Linked DNA regions of Homo sapiens: all the other regions are linked to region 2. The links are chromatin loops, found by intact Hi-C in ENCODE. Cell type or tissue: Calu3. All regions are shown on one strand.

Region 1 (4,000 bases), 110 kb after region 2:
TTATCGAAAAGTAAAAGCCAATGTTTCCATTTCACAGTTCATTCCATGCACCTTCGACTTCGCTGGCTGCCCTCATCATCTGGCACCTTCCTGCAAAACTCCAACACGGCTTTACTCTCAGTTCCACTTGGCTTCACGCCTGTCCTCTAGCAGCTCAACAAGAATGTGACAGAACGCACATCCAGGCTGGCTGCCCACACTCTGATTCAGCACCACGAACTGCGGGAGGACCCGTGCTGCCACCTGGCAGTCCAACTACCCCCTAGTCCGCTCACCCTTCGCTCTCCGAGACAGTGGTCCTATCCCCTCTCTGGCTCCTCAGGTCCCCAGTGCCCACCCCCATACTTACTCTCAGCCAGTGACACACTGCCCAAGGTGACCAGTCCTTGTCTCCAAGCTCAGCCTCCAAGTTGCCCCACCTCCTGATTTTCCTCCTATCCTTCCCACCAACAGCTCCTACTCAGAGTCTTTCACCAGAGCCTCCAAGTCCCCAAACCTCCAAGTGCTGCAGTGGCCCCCAGCTCAGCCCTTGGACCTCTTCCATCTCTACTCATTCCTTGTACACTCATCCAGGCCAGGAGAAGTATACCTTTCTTAGCTCACTCAGGCTGCTATCACAAAATACCTTAGACTGGGTAATTTATAAGCAACAAAAATTTATTGCTCACAGTTCAGGAACCTGGGAAGTCCCAGATCAAGGAGCCAGCAGATTCAGTATCCGGTGAAGGCTGTTCTTTGCTTCACAGATGGTGCCTTGCTGCTGCATCCTCAAATGGCAGAAGAGCAAAGTGGCTCCCTCAAGCCTCTTTTATAAGGGCACTAATCCCATTCGAGAAGGCAGAGCCCTCATGGCCAAATCACCTCCTAAAGTCCTCACCTCCTAATACCACCACCTTGGGGGTTAGGTTCCAACATATGAATTTGGCAGGGACATTAACATTCAGACTATATCACCACCTATAGCCTACAATTCCCAACTCTATACTTACAGACCCAAATGCCTCATCACCATCTCCTCGGTGTTTCATATGCATCGCAAACTTAACTTGTCTACAACAGAGCTCTCAACATTCTGCCCTTCCCCTGCTGCTCCCACAGTCTTCCCCACCTTAGTAAATACAACTCCTTCCCTCCACTTGCCCAGGAAAAAATCCTGGATCCCTCTTTGATAAGAATAATCTCATCCAGGTGCAGGGGCTCATGCCTGTAATCCCAGCACTTTGGAAGGCCAAGGCAGGAGGACCACTTGAGCCCAGATGTTTCAGAACAGCTTGGGCAACATAGTGAGACACCATCTCTTCAAAAAATAAAAAATTAGCTGGGCATGGTGGTGCACACTTGTAGTCCCAGCTACTCAGAAGGCTGAGGTGGGAGGATCACTTGAGCCCAGGAGGTGGAGGTTGCAGCGATCTGTGATTGGACCACTGCACTCTACCCTGGGTGACAGTGTGAGATTCTGTCTCAAAAATAATAATTAAAATGAATTTAAAATTAAAAAGTAAAAAAGAATCATCTTCTTTCAAACCCACATGTAAATGTTTAGCAAATCCTGTTAGTTCCACCAACAAAATGCATCCAGCATCTAATGACTTCAACACATCCACAAGAACCCTGGTCCAAGCCACCAGCTCATCTCACCTGCACTATTGCTTAGAATCTCCTAAGCGACCTCCTGGCTTCTGCTCTTAGCCCCTAAAGTCTATTCTCAACACAAAAGTCAGAATACCTATAAGAGGAAGTCACAAGATGTCATTCCTCTAAAATGCCTCTAGGGGGTTCCCATGTGCTTAATAAAACCTAAAATCCTTACAATGATGACCTGTAAGACTATACAGTTGCAGCCCTCCCATTACCTTCCAACTTATCCTCACACTCCTGGCCCCTTACTCATTCTGAAACAGTCATTCTGATCTTGCTGTTCCTTAGGTAAGCAAAGCATACACCTGCCTCCGGAACTGTCTACTAGCTTAGAAATACCTCCCTCCAACATCCCATATCCAAAGGGCTCACTTCCTCACCTCCATGAAATCTTTGCTCAAACGTCAACTTCTCAATGATTTCCCCCAAATGATCCCATCTAAATTTCATACACTCCCAATTCCCTATCATCCTTCCCTGTCTTATTTTTCTTGAGAATTCTCAATCACCACCAAATGCAATAATACATCTTTTACTTACTCTTTTTAACAACTATCTCCCCAGTTAGGATATAAGTTTCACAAGTGCAGGAATCCTTCACATTTTTTTTTTTAAGGACAGGGTTTCACTCTGTCACCCAAGCTGGAGTGCAGTGGCATGATCTTGGCTCACTGCAGCCTCCGCCTCCCTGGCTCAAGTGATCCTCCCATCTCAGCCTCCCAAGTACCTGGGGCTACAGGTGCGTGCCACGATGCCCAGCTTGCTTATTTATTTATTTATTTAGTAGAGACAGGGGTTTCACTATGTTATCCAGGCTGGCCTCGAACTCCTGAGCTCAAGCAATCCGCCTACTTTGGCCTCCCAAAGTGCTGGGATTAGAGGTCTGAACCACCACACACAGCCTCTTCACATCTATTTTGTTCAGTCACTGCTTTATTCCAAGGTCTAAAACAGTGCTTGACACTTAAAGAATTTCTCAATAAGCATTTGTTAAATGAATGACAAAGAATGCCAAGCAAAAACAACTTACAAATGTGCTTGCTGTAAAAGGACTGCTAAACTTTCCGACAATACTCAACATTCAGGGCCAGGCGTGGGGGCTAACACCTGTAATCCTAGCACTTTGAGAGGCTGAAATGGGAGGATCACTTGAGCCCAGGAGTTTAAAACCAGCTTGGGCAACATGGTGAAACCGTGTCTCTAAAAAAAAAAATGTTTTTAATTATCTGGGCATGGTGGCACATGCCTGCAGTCCCAACTACTCGAGAAGCTGAGGTGATAGGATCACCTGAGCCCGAGGAGATCCAGGCTGCAGTGAGCCTGCCACTGCATTCCAACCTGAGCAACAGAGAACCTGTGAAACAAGAGGGGCAGGGAGGCGAGGGGAGAGGGGAGGGGAGGGGAGGGGAAGGGAGCAAGCCTCATGCAAAAGCTGGCTCCCTCCTCCCTCACTTACTCATTCATTTATCCCTTCAAGCCAGGGATCTAAGCTCAAATACAGGCATCTCTCAGAGATATCCATGGGTTTGGTTCTAGATCATCACAATAAAGCAAATATCCTAATAACGTGAGTGACACAAAGGTTTTGGTTTCCTTGTGCATATAAAAGTTATGTTTACACTATAGTCTATCAAGTGTGCAATAGCATTATGCCTAAAAAAATACATATACTTTAATTTTAAAATATGTTATGGCAAAAAAATGCTAACAATCATCTGAGCTGTCAGTAAGTCATGGTCTTTCTGCTAGTGGAAGGCCTTGCTTCAATGCTGAGGACCTTGCTCTGGACTAGGCTTTGGCTTAAGAGAATGTTGTGTCTGGTTTGATCTTATGTTCAAATCACTAAAACTTTCTCCATATCAGCAGTAAGGCTGTTTTGCTTTCTTATCATTTATCTGTTCACTAGAGTAGTACTTACTTTCCTTCAAGGACTTTACCTTTGCATTAAAAACTTTGCTAACTGTTTGGCACCAGAGGCCTAGGTTTCAGCCTATCTCAGCTTTTGACAAGCCTTCCTCACTAAGCTTAATCATTTCTAGCTTTTGATTTAAAGGGAGTGGACTCTTTCACTTGAACACTTAGAATCCATTGTAGGGTTATTAATTGGCCTAATTTTAATATTGTTGTGTCTTAGGAAATAGGGAGACCTGAGAGGGAGGGAGAGACAGAGACATGAACTGCTGGAGTCAGTGGAGCAGTCAGAATGTACACATTTATAGATTAACTTTGCCATCTTACACGGGCCCCAAGATGATTATAACAGTAGCATCAAAGAGCACTGATCACAGATCACCGTAACAGATATAATAATAATGAAAAATCTGAAATATTGTGAGAATTACCAAAATGTGGCATGAAGTGA
Region 2 (4,000 bases):
AAGGACTCTGATTGGCCAGGTTTGGGTGACGTATTCACCCTTGGAGCCAATCACTGCAGCTGGGGATGAGGCGATGGTGGTTGGCTGGGGTTTTGCTGGGGAGCTAAGTTCTGTAAATCTGAAAATTACAGCTGCAGGGTGAGAAGCAGATGCCCAGTGGATGTTCAAAGGAAAGGCGCGAAAGGACTGAGAAGTTTGCAAAAGGGCAAACCCAAATGTGCAAATGGAGCCTGCAGTCGCTTAAAGCAGTGGTCCCCAACGTTTTTGGCACCAGGGACCAGTTTCGTGGAAGACAATTTTTCCATGGACCAGGCTGGGGAATGGTTTCAGGATGATTCAAGTGCATTACATTTAGTGTGCACTTGATTTCTATTATTATTACATTGTAATATATAACGGAATAATTCTACAACTCACCATGATGTAGAATTAGTGGGAGCCCTGAGCTTGTTTTCCTGCAACTAGATGGTCCCATCTGGGGGTCATGGGAGACAGTGACAGATCATCAGGTGTTAGATTCTCATAAGGAGTGGGGAAACTAGATCACTGGCATGCACAGTTCACAATAGGGTTCATGCTCCTATGAGAATCTAATGCCACTGCTGATCTGACAGGAGGTGGAGCTCAGGTGGTAATTTAAGTGATGGGGAGCAGCTGTATATACAGATGAAGCTTCGCTTGCTCACCTGCCACTCACCTCCTGCTGTGTGGCCCAGTTCCTAACAGGCCATGGACAAGTACTGGTCCATAGCCCAGGGGCTGGGGACCCCTGACTTAAAGGAAAAAGGAACTTGGGTCAGCCTGGCTGAGATGCATGTGGTATTGGGGTGGTTTGTGGGGAGCTGCAGAGAACCCATAACCAGCATAGGCTCTGATAGCATTGTCCTCTTCAGCTGCCATTGTGGGGTGGGAAACTGCCTCTGAAGATGGTTTTCTAAATATTCCTTATGGATGGGGCTCACACTCGGTAGTAACTGCAGGGAAATCGAGCCACAAGACAGTGGCTCAAGTCAGATTCTCTGTGCTTTAGGCAGGGAATGGATTCTGGCTGTCTCTTGGATAGCCCTGAAAAGAACTCTGGTGGGAAGGTGCAGAGGGGTGTTTGCTATGGGCTCCACCTGGGACATTTATCCATCTACCTGTGGGACAGGGCCTGAAGCTAGGGCTACCAAGATAGCAGACCAGGCATTTCCTCATCTTCAACCTCCTGTCCCCTCACTCCTCCCAGCTAGACCCTGACACCACTGCCTACATCCCCCCACCCTCTGCCCTGGGATGGGGGAAAAAATAAAACAGCTGAGCATGCAGCTAATGATGATATTTACAGCTACCAGTAGGGAGTGTTCCCAATGCGCCAAATGCTTAACATCCGTGATCTGACAGCCCCCCTGTGATGGTAAATATCCTCTCCACTTCTCAGATTCCAATACACAACCCCTGAGACTCAGGATGCTCTTGCCATGGTCTTTTTTCCCTTTTTAAATTTTTACAAAAATTTCCCACATAGCAACCAACGTAACCACAAGCCTCTTCTAACAGCTGCCTGACCCTCCTCCTCTTAGCCTAAACACTTCATCTCTTTTCTGTGGACAATGCCTGCTTTCAAAAGCTCTTTTCTTCAGGGAGAACAAGAGTCTGCTAAATTCTATTAGTGTTCAGCAAACCCCAGGGCCCCAGTCTCAACTTTGGCACAGGAAAGTCCAACACTCCACATCCCCTTCCTGGAGAAGCCAATCTGTGGGAAATGTAACTCTCAGCCTACAAGAAAGCTTCAGACTGACTTGTCTTTTTCTCCAGCTCCTTCTAGCTGTGCCATCGGGGACAGCTTGGTGAATATAAAAGATTTTCAAAGCCTATAACAAGCCATATAGCTCTAGAGGGGTGTGTGTGTGTATGAGAGAGACAGAGAAACACGTGTGTGTAACACAAATGTATGTTTTTAGAATAATTATTGAAGTTTTCTTATCATTTCAGAGACTTGGTTTTAAGTGAAGGAACTATGTGAGCAGCAGCAGCATGTCCAGGAGAGGGCACCCTCTCACAGCCTGGCTAAAATGCTCAGGGCAGGTCCTGGTTCTGCAGTCACTGCCCTCTGGGGAAGGTTGTTCAAGTTGTCGGTGCACATGCCCCATGCACCCAGCCGGATGCCCTGAGAGGGGGATGCTGTGATTATCAGACAAAGCCTGTTGCGACCACCAGAGGAGGTCCATCTCTTCCCATGAGGCACCCCTGCAGCGGTCTTCTTACAGTGTCTCCAGAACCCGGCTGAGTACTTCCAACTGTGCACTGATCCTTGCCAGAAGCTTGGCCAGTTTGGTCGGCTTGGGGGTCTGACTGTTGTGAGAACAGTGGTCTCAGTTGGTCATGTGCTCAGGACAATTCAGAGAACTTAAAGAAACCCAGGTACCTGGGCTCCACTCCAGACATACTGAATCTGAATCACTGGGGTAGGACCCAGGCAGGTATGGATTTTTGAAACCCCACAGGTGATTTAGATGAGCACCTTGACAGGAGTTAGTCTGCCGCAGTTCCATGTACACCGTCAGAAGACACAAGACTCCTGAGTCAGAAACAAAGCACAGCAAGCAGCATAAACTTCATGTTCAGGTTGGTTCCCTTTGTTCTCTGGCACCACAGGGTGATGCAGAGTGGCCCAGGTGAATACAGAGCACACATTGGGTTCATCACAGCAGAGGAGCCCCAAGTTTCAGAAACCCAAATCTTTTGAAAGGCTGAAAGGACTGCAGGTAAACCTGCCCAACTTTTACACCATAGTAAGACATTGTCTTTTTTTTATTTTTTGGAGACAGGGTCTTGCTGTGGTGCCATCATGACTCACTGTAGCCCTGACCTAGGCTCAAGCAACCATCCTATCTCAGCCTCCAAAGTAGCTGGGACCACACATGCATGCCACCATGTCTGGCTAATTTTTTTTTTTTTTTTTTTTTTTTTTTTTTTTGTAGAGATGGAGTCTCATTATGTTGCCCAGGCTGATCTTGAACTCCTGGGCTCAAGTGACCTGCCTGCCTCAGACTTCCAAAGTGCTGGGATTACAGGCATGAGCCACTGTGCCTGGCCAAAATTATCTTTATTATCATACACAGTAAGAAAATCTGTCTTCCCTGGAGGGGGACTCTTATTTTTGTCTGCCAAGATGATTTCCTTTATAATCTTCTTGAAAAAAATAGTTGAAAAGATAACTAGAACAAGGCTGGGCGCAGTGGCTCATGCCTGTAGTCCCAGTACTTTGGGAGGCCGAGGTGGGTATATCACCTGAGGTCAGGAGTTGGAGACCAGCCTGGCCAACATGGTTAAACTCTGTCTCTACTGAAAATACAAAAATTAGCCAGGCATGGTGGTGCGTGCCTGTAATCCCAGCTACTCAGGAGGCTGAGGCAAGAAAATCACTTGAACCCAGGAGGCGGAGGTTGCAGTGAGCCAAGATCATGCCATTGCACTACAGCCTGGGTGACAGGGTGAGACTCCATCTCAAAAAAAAAAAAAAAGGGCTGGGCGCGGTGGCTCACGCCTGTAATTCCAGCACTTTGGGAGGCTGAGGTGGGTGGATCACAAGGTCAAGAGATTGAGACCATCCTGGCCAACATGGTGAAACCCCATCTCTACTAAAAATACAAAAATTAGCCAGGCTTGGTGGCGTGCACCTGTAGTCCCAGTTACTGGCTGAGGCAGGAGAATCGCTTGAACCTGGGAGGCAGAGGCTGCAGTAAGCAGAGACTGTGGCACTACACTCCAGTCTGGTAACAGAGCGAGACTCCATCTCAAAAATAAATAAATAAATAAATAAAATAAAATAAAAAGATAATTAGAACAAAAGTGCAGTGCCCCTGCTCATAAACATGCAGAAATACAAGAAACTCCTGGGGATTTTTCTCCTGACACACTCCTGGTTAAGAAGCACTAATGCAGGATATTGTTCTATATCTACATGCTTTTCAGTTTTCAAAGAACTAATTGAGAAATGAGCTCCTTATAATAGAGA
Region 3 (4,000 bases), 300 kb after region 2:
TGACTACTTCTGGACGTGAGTGAATTTTCATTAGTCAACCTTATCAAAGAGTCCAGGAGAATATATTGTTGTTGTTTATAGAGTGTTAATATATTGCTACATTCAGAAGCTCAGGAAAATGAAAGAATGTTAAGAAATCAGAATATTAAGGCTGGGCGCTGTGGCTGAGGCCTATAATCTCAGCATTTTGGGAGGCCGAGGTGGGCAGATCACCTGAGGTCGGGAGTTCCCAACCAGCCTGACCAACATGGAGAAACCCCGTCTCTACTAAAAATACAAAATTAGCTGGGCGTGGTGGCACATGCCCGTAATCCCAGCTACTCCAGAGGCTGAGGCAGGAGAAGCACTTGAACCCAGGAGGCAGAGGTTGCGGTGAGCCAAGATCGCGTCATTGCACTCCAGCCTGGGCAACAAGAGCGAAACTCTGTCTCAATAAAAAAGAAAAAGAAATCAGAATATTGTTTCCAGCTATTAATAATTCACGGTGCTGCAGACCTCTTGAATCATCATTAAGTCAGAAATCTAAGTGAAAATAGTGTTGCTCTTGCATTCAGTTGTATTATAAAGCACTTAGCACTGGATATTATGAAGTGTTTTTCTGTGTTCCAAAGTATAGCATATCTTTGGAGGAGTCCAGCATGAGAGCTTAGGATCAGTCCTATCCTGAGACACAGATAGGCATTCTTTGTTTTCTGCAGTGGGATGAGCAGATAGGAAGGACCAGCACCAAGAATCTGATTTGCTCTGGGGGTTGCATGGATGCAGAAGAACCACAGAGAAGGGGTTGGTCCAGCTGCCCAAAAGAAATCTTTGAAGCCCATGCTGACCAGTATCTAGAGTCCAGGACAACAGTTCTATTTACTGCCATACAACACAATAATGCTCACCCAACTTTTATAATCACCACCCTGATTCCAAAACATTCTATGAATAAATGATCATTTGAAAGTTGATAGCCAATGATTAGAAGTGGGAGTCAATGACTAGTGAAAAGCCGAAAAACTATGTTATGCATGGTATTCATAATAGCGTAGAAATACTAAAAATAGATAACTCTTACAAAGTTACAAAAATCACAGCAAAGATATTAAAATAGCACGTTACCTTAATGGTACAAGCAATTTCAATTCACCTTAATGAACTTCTCATGATATTTAATGTACCCCAGATTCATTTCTAACATTATTTAATTACTACATGAATTCTAAGAAACACTTAGATCTAGTAAATAATACATCTTGGAAAGATCTAAGTGAATAAATAATACATCTACAAAGATTCAGAAAAATTTAGAATATTCTGTCCATCTGCATGAAGTAATCAGTAGTTCATGCTAGTGGATCACACACAAAAAGGTAAACCATGAAGCCACTTCTCCCAAGTGACAGGATGGCAGAACACGAATGTCATGGCCCAGGTGAGGCTTACAGGCTCTGTCGCTACTTTGCTTGTGCAGCAAAATGTATCCTATTCTGCTGTTTGTTTTATGCCATTTTCCATCATACCTACTTTGTCTATGTATTTCACAGGCAATCAAATGTAATTTATTTTATTAATTGCTTTTTAGTCACGAGAATTGCCCATATACGTGACTTCATTTCCCAATAAATATGTCTGTAAATTTGTGTCTTTTATGTTCAAAGTAATCCTTTCCCCTAAAATCAACTCTGAATTAACTTTCAATGCCTCTGTGTAAAAAAAGTACATAAGACTGTTTCCAACAAAATCGGGGTGCAGCATAAATACCTGCAATGTGGAAATGAGATAATAACACCACTGACTGCCCACTGCACACTAAACAATTTACATCCTCATCTCATTTAATTTCCTCAATGACATCAGGATTATCCAACAAGCGCAGTCATGTGTCTCAGCAGGTGTATGAAAACCTGTAACAAGGAGTCCAGGAATGGTCAATATCTGGAAATCCAACTAGCCAGGCCAGCAATGGCCTCAGTTTTCTGAGGTTTGCTCTTTGTGAAATAAGCCTGCAGAATAAACCCAGTTGTCCAGCAGTTTCAGCTACCTACTTCAATTGACTTGTGTCTCTACTAGCAAAAGTATTAATGGATTATGGACATCTTTCCAAAGGCAATGTACTAGCTAAAGGCACAGAAAGAAGGAGAGAATGAGGCTGGATGGACTTACTGGGGGCATAACTCATCGTGAGGTTTCCTGATCTGGGTGAGGGATGATGTGTGTGGTACATACTGGATGTGGTATTTCCTTTTTTTCTTAGGTGGATTAAGAGCTGTTTTGTCGGGCCGGACGCGACAAAACAGGGATCACGCCTGTAATCCCAGCACTTTGGGAGGCCGAGGCGGGCGGATCACAAGGTCAGAAGATCGAAACCATCCTGGCTAACATGGTGAAACCCTGTCTCTACTAAAAATACAAAAAATTAGCCGGGCGTGGTGGCAGGTGCCTGTAGTCCCAGCTACTAGGGAGGCTCAGGCAGGAGAATGGCGTGAACCCAGGAGGCACAGCTTGCAGTGAACCAAGATCACACCACTGCGCTCCAGCCTGGGCGACAGAGCGAGACTCCGTCTCAAAAAAAAAAAAAAAAGAGCTGTTTTGTCTCTGCATCTTTCAAGTTGGGAAATTTTTATCTTTCTTTCTGGATCTGTCTGTCTGTCTATCTATCTATCTATCTGGATAGATAGATCTCCAGCTGGTCTATCTTATAAACCAGATCAAACTACAGTATCAAACACAGCCTAAAACAGCACTTTAGGAGGCCAAGGTGGTGATTACTGAAGCCCAAAAGCTTGAGACCAGCCAGGGCAACTTGGTGAAACCTCACCTCCACAAAAAATACAAATAAATAAATAAATTAGGTGGGCATGGCGATGTGTGCTTGCAGTCCCACCTACTCTGGAGGCTGAGGTGGGAGGATTGCTTAAGCCCAGGAGGCAGAGGCTGCAGTGCCACTGCACTTCAGCCTGGGTGACAGAGCAAGAGCCTGTCTCAAAAAAAAGAACGGCAGCAAAAGATGAACATAAGTGCATGTTTATATAATATATAGGTAGATGATATTAGTGTAACTGTATAACACTATGTGAAAAATGAAGCTTTAGTCCCCTTGGAATACACAGGTGAGTATGACTTGTTCCCTGCTTCAAGGGGCTGGTGATCTAGCAGAGATCACAGATGTGGAGCAGGTAAACTAACAAGATAGGCAATGCAACAGGTGCCAGGCCTGTGGAGGCCCAGAGAGGTTGCACCCAGATGGATGAGTTTCCTAGATTTCATTAGCTTCTTCACAAGCGCTTTAGTGCCCAAAGCCAAAGGACAAAGTAAGAGGGAGGGGCACGGAAAGCCCCTCAGCAGCAGGAGGACTTATGGGAGATGGGACGGAAGATGAAGTGGTTTCGTGCCCTTCAAATTAGATTGTCTAGGTACTTGTCTTTCCCCTCCACGTAAGACGACTCGTTCTTAGTATATTCATGTGTAAAACTGCCTTGGATTTTAGGTGCATGGAAGACCAGGATCATGTCACACTAGTGTGTATTGCACAGCATATGACATAGAACTATGTTGAAACAGTGCTTAGCACATGACTTTTGGAGACGATAGAGATATGACCAGGCAGAACTGTCCTCAGGTCAATTTCTAAAGTGCATGAGAGTACTCTGGTTCCCCCAGCCCATCCTCTTGCCTTCTTGTACTCATTCCCCCCGTCCCTTGGCCCCTCTCTATGTTGCCTTTTAGCTTCTCAGAGCCTCCTTGCTTTGGGTCTCACCCAGGCCTGACACCCTTGCCGAGACCTCTCTAAATTAGCCTTTCGTCCCCTCTCCTACCTGTCAAACTGCTCTCTCATCTATCCACCAAGGGGAGGGCTATGTTGTTAAACTAACACTAATGTATGAAAGACCACATTGCTAGCTTACACTTGTACTATCTCATAAAAGTTAATTTTTAAAAGAGGTGCTTTCAAATTTCAATAAGCAAAGGCTTCAGCTGAGATTATTTTCTTTTTGCTTTCCTGGCCTCTGAAGTT

The links. Hi-C counts contacts between places; a loop is a spot of excess contacts. Peaks named below come from ENCODE experiments on the same cell type or tissue, not always from the same donor. Only the 100,000 strongest peaks of a DNase experiment are listed, where the experiment ranks them.
Region 1: a loop joins it to region 2, with 2.0 times the contacts of the local background. A loop is called at or near these places in 14 of 110 quality-filtered maps.
Region 3: a loop joins it to region 2, with 17 times the contacts of the local background. A loop is called at or near these places in 17 of 110 quality-filtered maps.

What each region holds. Positions count from the first base shown.
Region 1 is chr13:51,999,557-52,003,556 of GRCh38, forward strand. The region is part of intron 1 of ATP7B (ATPase copper transporting beta); the gene reads right to left. Among named protein-coding and RNA genes, the nearest start is that of ATP7B, 9.9 kb to the right of the region's middle. In Calu3, a CTCF peak has its summit at 1,798; no DNase peak of the experiment used is centred here.
Region 2 is chr13:51,894,436-51,898,435 of GRCh38, forward strand. It overlaps a transcript of TMEM272 not described here. Among named protein-coding and RNA genes, the nearest start is that of CCDC70, 34 kb to the left of the region's middle. In Calu3, no CTCF peak of the experiment used is centred here; a DNase peak (open chromatin) is centred at 2,046.
Region 3 is chr13:52,197,465-52,201,464 of GRCh38, forward strand. No RefSeq gene overlaps it. Among named protein-coding and RNA genes, the nearest start is that of NEK3, 40 kb to the left of the region's middle. In Calu3, no CTCF peak of the experiment used is centred here; no DNase peak of the experiment used is centred here.